Regions from separate parts of the Homo sapiens genome. Here regions 1 and 3 are each linked to region 2. A link is a contact called in ENCODE Hi-C or POLR2A ChIA-PET data. All regions are on one chromosome and are shown on one strand. The core of a region is the stretch at or near the end of the contact, and the rest is flanking DNA. Distances in the headings are between cores, read along the strand shown.

Region 1 (2,700 bases), core at 155-2,654, 620 kb after region 2:
CCCTGTCTCAAAAAAAAAAAAAAAAAGGGAGGCCCGGCACGGTGGCTCATGCCTGTAATCCCATCACTTTGGGAGGCGGAGGTGGGCAGATCACTTGAGGCCAGGAGTTCAAGACCAGCCTGGCCAACATGGTGAAACCCCATCTCTGCTAAAAAAAAAAAAAAAAAATACAAAATTAGCTGGGTGTGGTGGCGCATGCCTGTAATCCCAGCTACTCGAGAGGCTGAGGCAGGAGAATCACTTGAACCCAGGAGGCAGAGGTTTCATAAGCCAAGATGGTGCCGCTGCACTCCAGCCTGGGTGACAAGAGCAAAACTCCATCTCAAAAAAAAAAAAAAAAAAAGCAATGGCTCTCCATAGGATGTTTTACAGGGAAGGGCAGAATTTGAGCCACTTAAAAAAAAATTTAATAACCTTTTTCCTTTCCAATTTTCAAGATTATAGACTTTTTAATTGAATTTATCTGTGTATTTTATTTTTTAATTTTTTTGAGACAGAGTCTCACTCTGTTACCCAGGCTGAACTACAGTGGTGCAACCAAGGCGCACTGCAGCCTGGAACTCCTGGGCTCAAAGGATCCTCTCATGTTAGCCCCTCCTTCCTATAGTTGGGACTACAGGTGTATGCCACAATGCCTGGCTAATTTTTACATTTTTTGTAGAGATAGGGTCTCCCTATGTTGCTTAGGCTGGTCTGGAACTACTGGGCTCAAGCGATCCTCCCACCTCAGCCTCTCAAAGTGCTGGGATTACGGGTGTGAGCCACCGTACCCTGTGGACTTTATTTTTAGAGCAGTTTTCTAGAAAAATTTCACAGAATGTGGTTCTCATATACCTGCTTTGCCCCTGCATGCAGTTTCTCCTATTAATAACATCTTGCAATCATGTGGTAGATTTGTTTGTTTGTTTGTTTGTTTGTTTGTTTTCTGAGAGGGAGTCTAGCTCTGTCGCCCCAGCTGGAGTGCAGTGGCATGATCTTGGCTCACTGCAAGCTCCACCTCCCGGGTTCATGTGATTCTCCTGCCTCAGCCTCCCAAGTAACGGGGATTACAGGCACCCACCACCATGCCCGGGTAGTTTTTGTATTTTTTTAAGTAGAGACGGGGTTTCACCATGTTGGCCAGGCTGGTCTCAAACTCCTGACCTCAAGTGATCCACCTGCCTCGGCCTTACAAAGCGCTGGGATTATAGGCGTGAGCCACCGTGCCCGGCCTCTCTTGGTACATTTGTTGCTTGACAAACCAATAGTGATGTATTATTATTACTAACTGAAGTCAACGTAAGTTATAGTTCACTGTGCGGTGCATTCTGTGGGTTTTGACAAATGCATGCCATGTCCCACCATTACGTGTCACACAGAATATGTTCACCGCCCCGACCGCCCTGAGTCTTCTCTGTTCTCCTTCCGTGTTCATTCCTCCCCTCTTCCGGGTTCGTGTCTTTTAAGCTCATTGGGGCTGCCGTGAGGAAGCTGGGTTGTAGGGCAGAATAATGAAGGCAGGAGGGAGCTGGCTGGCCCCGAGCGTGCAGGGGAAGGAAGGGGAGGGCACGGGCCCTTCGCGCCTCTGACCCCCCTTGCCTCCACTCGCCCAGGGCTGCGCTGCTATGCCAAATTCCACCGGAACCGCAGGGTTACACGGAGGAAAGGGCGCTGTGTGGAGCCCGAGACGGCCAACGGCGACCAGGGATCCTTCATCAACGTCTAGCGGCCCCGCGGGACTGGGGACTGAGCCCAGGAGGTTTGCACAAGCCGGGCGATTTGTTTGTAACTAGCAGTGGGAGATCAAGTTGGGGAACAGATGGCTGAGGCTGCAGACTCAGGCCCAGGACACTCAACCCCAGGAGGGGAGCCGCTCGGCGAATGAGCTGGGTGGGTGCCCAGGAGCCGGCCCGCAGCACCTGCACACACGAAGTCCGGACCCACGCAGCCTCCATCCCGCGTGTCTTGCTCTCCGCGATGGCAATGCCGAGAGTGCCCTCTACTGTCCGACTCCAGCACTGCAACAGCTTCAAGTTCAAAACCAAGAGGCGTTTTTGAGAGTGGAAAAGAAATTTAAACTTCCCGAAAGAAGGTCCACCATCAGGAGATGAATATGGAACATCTCCTATGTACCAGGCACTGTGCTAAGTGCTGGAATACATTATCTCATTGAATTATCACAACGACCTTTTCAAGTAGGCATTATCACCATGCGACAGGTTGAGGACCGTGAGGCACGCTGGAGTTATTTGACTCGACTTGCCCAGGGTCCCAGGTCAGTGCTCCTCAAACCTGAACATGCTAAGAGTCACCTGGAGGTCCAGTTAAAAATGTACATCTGGCCGGGCGCGGCGGCTCACGCTTGTAATCCCAGCACTTTGGGAGGCCAAGGCGGGTGGCTCACCTGAGGTCAGGAGTTCGAGACCAGCCTGGCCAACATGGGGAAACCCCGTCTCTATTAAAAATACAAAAATTAGGCCAGGCGCGGTGGTGCACACCTGTAATCCCAGCTACTCGGAGGCTGAGGCACCAGAATCGCTTGAACTTGGGAGGCAGAGGTTGCAGTGAGCAGAGATCGTGCCACTGCACTCCAGCCTGGGGGACAAGAGTGAAACTCCATCTCAAAAAAAAAAAAAAAAAAAAGCACATCTGACTCAGTGGGCTCTGTGCTCTAACAAGCTCCCAGGGAACGCGAGGCTGCTGGCCCAGGGACCCACTGAG
Region 2 (2,785 bases), core at 102-2,601:
AACAGGAAACCAAGTTTGGAGCTTATATTCTTGGGAGAGTTGAGAGACAGAATACATACGTATATAATCTGATTAATATTCACAAATACCTGGGGTTGAATCTTGACTCTGCTACGTATTAACTGAGATCTTGGACAAGTGATTGCTTTATTTGGACTTTAGTGTTCTCCTCTGAGAAACAGGAAAAATAAAAAGGGCCTGCACCACAGAGTTTTTGTGAGGACAGAATGAATAAGCTAATAAAAGCACTTAGGACAGTTCTTGGCACATAAGCGTTATTATTACGACTCAAGTTCAGATCCAAGAGCTTTCTACAGGAATTTGTTTTTGTGTTTTCATCTGGATGAGCATCTAAAAACAATACAAGCTTATCCTAGATCCTTGGACGACAAATTTATAACAGCTACTATCTAAAACTGGATTTGTGTTTATTGTTCAGTTAGTGTCAAGTGGTTCTCTATTTTAACTGTTGTGAGGTAACGAAAAAAAGCCGTGAAGTGACATAAATGATGGCTGATCATGTGAAGGCCTAAAACGTCATTGTGAGTTTTGTGAATAAACATTTCCCAAGAAAAAAGCAGAGAAAGGAGGTGGGAAATTAAGTCACGGAGGGGAACATGGTAGCTTATGAGCATGACCGCCACACAACCAGGACCACAGTTAGTGGTCCAGGAACTATTGAGAGCCATGTTAATGAATCAATAGCATTAGCTAACAGCAAATTAGATAAGATACAACGTTAGTGGAATTTCTGTAAATTTATAGGGTTAATTTACAAATTATTTTAGTTTCATTGCTTTGTAAGAGCTATGCACACCTTAAGCCTAGTTGTACGTTTGCTCATATTTAAGCTAAGTTATACAAAGATCTTAAGTGAACGCCCTGTATACCTTCCAGGAGTTACTAATAAACGTGCAATGGGGCTTTAACAGGTGACATTTAACTCAGGGTTAAAAATTATGTAGGACTGGACTTCAGAAACAGAGGAAGAGAAGGGCCATACTGGCCGCGGGAGGAGACAACTCCAGGCAAGTGTGGGGAGCGCGAAGAAGCCGAGCCCCTGCGGAGAGCTGGTCGGGTGGCTAGGGCGTGGCGAGCGCGACGTCGCAAGGGCTAGGGACGTCTGGGTGGCAAGGAAGCCTTTCCCAGGATGCGAGACGGCTTTCCACATTTGGGCCTCCATGGACTTAGGCTCGCAAGCGGGACGCCCCTCAGTGTCCGTTTCCGAGGCCCCATCCCCGGAGGGTGCAGGAGAGTCTGCGCCCAGCGCGGACAGGGGCCCCGCGACCCTCGCTCGGGCTCCACTACGGCGGGCGGGCATTGGCTGCCCAGAGGGCCCAGTCGGCTTCCGGCGGCCGCGGGCGACTCCTGGTACCCCCGAGGCCCCGCGAACTCACCTTCACAAAGCTGTCGGCGTCCGGGAAGCCTGGCAGCACCATCTCTCCGTCGGATTTGGTTGCGCTGGTCGCCGACAGGACCCTGGGCTCCCGGGTACTGGGTGGCGCCATTTTTTCAGCCTGCACGGCTCGTCTCGCGAGAGCTTGTCGGCCGAGGAGACGGGACGCGTGCGCACCACGCATGCGCCAGGTCGAAGCGGCGGGCGGGGCGTCTGATTATAGTGTGGGGAGCCTGCGATTGGGGTGGGGCGCCTGCGATTAGGTTGGGAAGCCTGCGTTTAGGGTGGGGCACCTGCGATTAGGTTGGGAAGCCTGCGATTAGGTTGGGAAGCCTGCGATTAGGGTGGCACTTTCGAGCGCTCTGGTGTGAATTTCACGTTCTTTTACCTCATATTGTATCATCCCAACAACCCTGTGATCTAGGGTGCGGCCTGGAGGACCTGACTATCACATATATTTTTGACACGAGGTTTGCCCAATCTGGTTTCGAACTCTTGGGCTCAAGAGATCCTCCCACCTTAGCCTGCGAAGTAGCAGGGACCCCAGGCGAGGGCCACGATCCCCGCTTATCCTCGTGTTTATTTAAAAATTTAAAAAACAAACAAACCGGGATTACCGGGAGTGGTGGTGCGCATCTGTAGTCCCAGCTGCTCGGGAGGCTGAGGTGGGATGGTTGCTTGAGCCGAGGAGGTGGAGGCTCCACTGCACTCCAGCCGGGGTGACAGGATGAAACCCTGTCTCAAAAATTTCTTTTTAAGGTTATGTTTTTGAGGCTGGGCGCCGTGACTCACACCTGTAATCCCAGCACTTTAGGAGGCCGAGGCGGGTGGATCACCTGAGGTCGGGAGTTGGAGACCAGCCTGGCCAACATGGTGAAACTCTGTCTATACTAAAAACACAAAAATTAGTCGGGCGTGGTGGCACATGCCTGTAATCCCAGCTACTCGGGAGGCTGAGGCTTGAGCCCGGGAGGTGGAGGTTACAGTGAGCCGAGATCGAACCACTGCATTCCAGCCTGGGCAACAGAGTGAGACCTTGTCACAAACAAACAAAAAAAACCATGTTTTTGGGACAAAGTTTCACTCTTGCTCTCCCAAAGTGCTGGGATTACAGATACGAGTCATCAGCGTGCAGCCTATTTTTATTTTTATTTTTTTTGAGATGGAGTCTCACTCTGTTGCCCAGGCTGGAGTGCAGTGACGCAATCTTGGCTCACTGCAACCTCCCGCCTCCCGGGTTCAACGAATTCTCTTGCCTCAGCCTCCCGAGTAGCTGGGATTACAGGCGTGCACCACCACGCTCGGCTAATTTTTTTCGTATTTTTAGTAGAAACGGGGTTTCACCATATTGGCCAGGCTGGTCTCGAACTCCTCACCTTGTGATCCTCC
Region 3 (3,021 bases), core at 48-2,547, 600 kb before region 2:
TTTCTTTACTATTGTGGGGTGGTGTCCTTAGTGGCAGGTGATGAATAGGAACCTGTGTAGTTTACTGGCTTCTGGGCTCCAGAAACTAGATGCCCAGAGAAAATCCTGAGCGTGGGCAGCTGGGGCCCCCTGGTGGTGGAATCTGGTTCTCCACTGCTGCGCGACTTTTCTTCCCAGTCCCCTGACGTTGGGGAGGTGGCAGAAAGAGGAGGTGTTGTGCTCTCTCTTCAGGCCTTTTCTCTGGACTCTACTCTTCCCGTGGATTTTGGGATGGTCCCCAGCCCTTGCTGCTCAGTAGGTGATCGTGGGCCTTCCTGAGCAGAACCAAGCCTTGTTCTTGGAGTGGTGTGACAAGTGAACCCAGAAACAGTCTTCATCTTCCCTGGTGAATTCAGACTCTTTGGGCTACTTTTTACAGGTAGTCCACTGCAAAATACTCTTGTGTCGTGAAAAACCAGTGAGAGATGTGAGAAAGAGGTGCCAGCGTGCATCGTTTGAGAACGGAACATCTTTGGTTTTTTGATGTCCATTGGGTGGCACTGTGATCTTATTTTTGTTTCCATTTTTCTCTGCAGCCAAGCTCTACTCCAGGAAGTGAAAATGTGCTGCCTCGAGAGCCGCTGGTAAGTACCCAAGATATGTGGTATCACTTTCTAGTAATTAAAATGCCACGCGAGTGAAAAGAAACCTTCTGTTCCTATGGTTCTGCGTCAGTAGTGTCCCTTTAAAAGTAGCTGTTACCTAGAGACTGCCTCTGTCAGTGACCTCTGACTTCTCTTCTCGCGTGTGGGGACGAGTGAGATCTCTCCTTAGTAAAGGCTGGTCCTTTCTAGGACTAAAAGCATCCACCCCAGATGGTCCTGCACCACTTTGTTTGTGGCTGATCAATAGTAATTAGTGAGATTCCTGCGCCCGTGGGAGGCTGAGGTGGAGTGAGGTGGCTGGGCTTCTAGATTGTTTGAAGTAGCCGCCCTCTGCTCTGCCCCTCAGGGTGCGAGCGCCTCAGTGGTCTTTAAAGAACAGGTAAGCGATGGAATTCTGGTTTTGCCTGGTCAGTAATTGTGTGATTGTCATTCCCAACGCTGTCTTCTTAGACTATGGATAGGGAAGAGGCCTATTAAGCACTGCAGGTAATTTTCTCTCCCAAGTGCTTTTCATTTGGTGGCCAGAGTCCCAGGCTGCCCACCCCATTTTCATTCTTTTTTGCTTTTCAGGGCCTGCTGTAAGTCCTCTTGGCTGGGTAGTAAGACTGGCTCTGTATAAACCAGATAAGTTTGATGGGAGAGCCAGCTCTAGGTTTAACTTTTCAGAGCTTTTTCTTCCTGCGTAGCGATAGCAGGCGTAGGGCTGTACTGCCAAGGCTTTGTTTCAGCAGGGCCTGTGGTTTCACCTGTTCTGCTTCACTCCCCTTCTGGCAGTCGCGGGAGGAGATGACGTGAGGGACTTAGCGGGTATGAACACGTCTGAATTCCAGTGTGTACGAAGGCTTTCCCAGGCTGAGGGCGAGTTGGATCCAGTTGAGCTGTCTGTAGAAAGGCCGAGGTGATACAAGCACTGCTGGGACTGTTTCAGGGGAGCAGTGTTGTCATTCATGTCACCTGCTGTTACGTCACCAGTTACGGGCTTATATCCCAGCACTCCCACGGTGGCCTCGTTTCACTCTTTTGGTATTGCCCAGTTCCTTCCTTGAGGTCATGGTGGTGGGAAAGCCCAGGAGGCCCCACCTTGCTAGTCTCTCCGGACGTCTGCCTGCTTCCCTGGGGCCTGCCTCAGTGCCCCTCAGGCCGAAGTTGTGGTTGTTTTAGACTGAAGTGCAGATTGAACACCATAGGCCGCTGCAGTCCTTTCCTTCCTCTCTCTTTTCAAATTTTGATGTACCCATTTAACTGGTCATCGGAGGAGTGGCCAGTCCATCTTTTGGGGCTTGATTCGACAAGCTCTTTGGGAGCCCTGAGCAGTTGGCCAGCTCACTGATTTCTGGTATTTGGAGCCCTGCAGACCCCTTGCTCTGCTAGTGTTTCTGTGCCCTGCTCTTCCTGCTGTACTGTGCATCTGCTTGTTGGTTGGTTGTATTTTTATTTCTTTCTTTTCTGGGAGGCCCTGAGCAGTCTTCAAACCCTAGTAGCCTGTGATCGTCCAGAGTTCAGACTCATTCTCTCCAGGCCAACTCCACAATTACCTTATATTTAATTAATATTTTTTCTCCTCTTTACGTACTTGCTGCATAATTGCTCAGAGGAAAGAAAACACATAGCGGCAATTTATATATATATATAAAATAATAATTAAAAAAACCCCCGAAATAAACTCCCATCTCATTTGGGCTGATCCTATGAGTTGGGTAATTAGGGCCCTATTAAAAGGTAGACCCTTTCTCCTTCCCCCACTTTTTTGTTTATTAAATTTTTTATATTAAACTCCCACAGTCTCTCAGTCATGCCCTTATTGCTTTTGGCCAAGCATTTGCAGCAGCCTGATTAAACGGGGGCACCAGCTGAGTCGCGTGGTCTTGTGTGAACTGCTTCTTCCTCCTGGGAGTGGTGTTGGGAGGGTGTCAGGCAGAGGAGCCCGCTGAGGACTCGTGTGGCAGGGCGGGGGCACAAGATGGGCAGCCCCCTTGCACAGAAAGCCCCACAGCTCAGTGTGGTGGTGTTGCGGTTTGTGAAAACACACAGCAGTCAGCCCTTCCACAGGGAGGGAGCTTTCTCAGGCCATGTGTATTTGCTGTCTCCTGCATGCTCAGCTTAGCTCAGCTCAGGCCTGAGGATGGGGAACAGACAATTGAGGAATAAAACTAAACCTTGTTCTTGAGTAATTCACGTGTTTTACTTTGGGAAGAAAAGGCATTTATACATATGAAATAAGAGCAAACTGCACACGACTGTATGTAATTTTAGCAAATAGCACAACATTGTGTATCATTTGGTGCAGAGCTGCCTGGTTGGGCGTAGAAGAGAGCCCCAAGTTATTCAGAGCAGGAAGAGCTCTGCGGAGGGCGAGGGCCACTTAGGGATGGCTTTT

The links. Hi-C counts contacts between places; a loop is a spot of excess contacts on that map. ChIA-PET counts read pairs that join two places held with the same protein, here RNA polymerase II (POLR2A). Pooled maps may share reads with other maps.
Region 1: a pooled map shows a loop between it and region 2 (6-fold over the local background). The contact joins the enhancer-like site here to the promoter of EXOSC10-AS1 in region 2. A Hi-C loop is called at or near these places in 4 of 50 pooled maps. POLR2A ChIA-PET finds 5 or more read pairs at or near these places in 2 of 52 experiments (B cell and activated CD8-positive, alpha-beta T cell).
Region 3: a pooled map shows a loop between it and region 2 (7-fold over the local background). The contact joins the enhancer-like site here to the promoter of EXOSC10-AS1 in region 2. A Hi-C loop is called at or near these places in 5 of 50 pooled maps. POLR2A ChIA-PET finds 5 or more read pairs at or near these places in 3 of 52 experiments (GM12878, activated CD4-positive, alpha-beta T cell and activated naive CD4-positive, alpha-beta T cell).

The regions. Positions count from the first base shown.
Region 1 is chr1:11,717,992-11,720,691 of GRCh38, forward strand. DRAXIN (dorsal inhibitory axon guidance protein) reads left to right here. Exons shown (of 7, transcript NM_198545.4): 7 at 1,593-2,700. The coding sequence ends at 1,705. Among named protein-coding and RNA genes, the nearest start is that of AGTRAP, 17 kb to the right of the region's middle. RefSeq lists an enhancer at 1,753-1,822. Within about 2 kb of position 1,405, at least 20 of the 41 ENCODE cell types and tissues checked have a DNase peak (open chromatin) inside an H3K27ac peak, as active enhancers do; they include B cell, where a contact is called at or near this core.
Region 2 is chr1:11,098,324-11,101,108 of GRCh38, forward strand. It overlaps EXOSC10-AS1 (EXOSC10 antisense RNA 1), which reads left to right and starts at 1,352. Exons shown (of 2, transcript NR_135062.1): 1 at 1,352-1,491. It overlaps EXOSC10 (exosome component 10), which reads right to left and starts at 1,546. Exons shown (of 25, transcript NM_001001998.3): 1 at 1,398-1,546. The coding sequence starts at 1,508. RefSeq lists enhancers at 712-1,274, 926-985, 1,275-1,835 and a silencer at 887-1,088.
Region 3 is chr1:10,494,699-10,497,719 of GRCh38, forward strand. PEX14 (peroxisomal biogenesis factor 14) reads left to right here. Exons shown (of 9, transcript NM_004565.3): 2 at 576-623. Among named protein-coding and RNA genes, the nearest start is that of PEX14, 21 kb to the left of the region's middle. RefSeq lists a silencer at 1-268 and an enhancer at 731-790. Within about 2 kb of position 1,298, at least 20 of the 41 ENCODE cell types and tissues checked have a DNase peak (open chromatin) inside an H3K27ac peak, as active enhancers do; they include GM12878, where a contact is called at or near this core.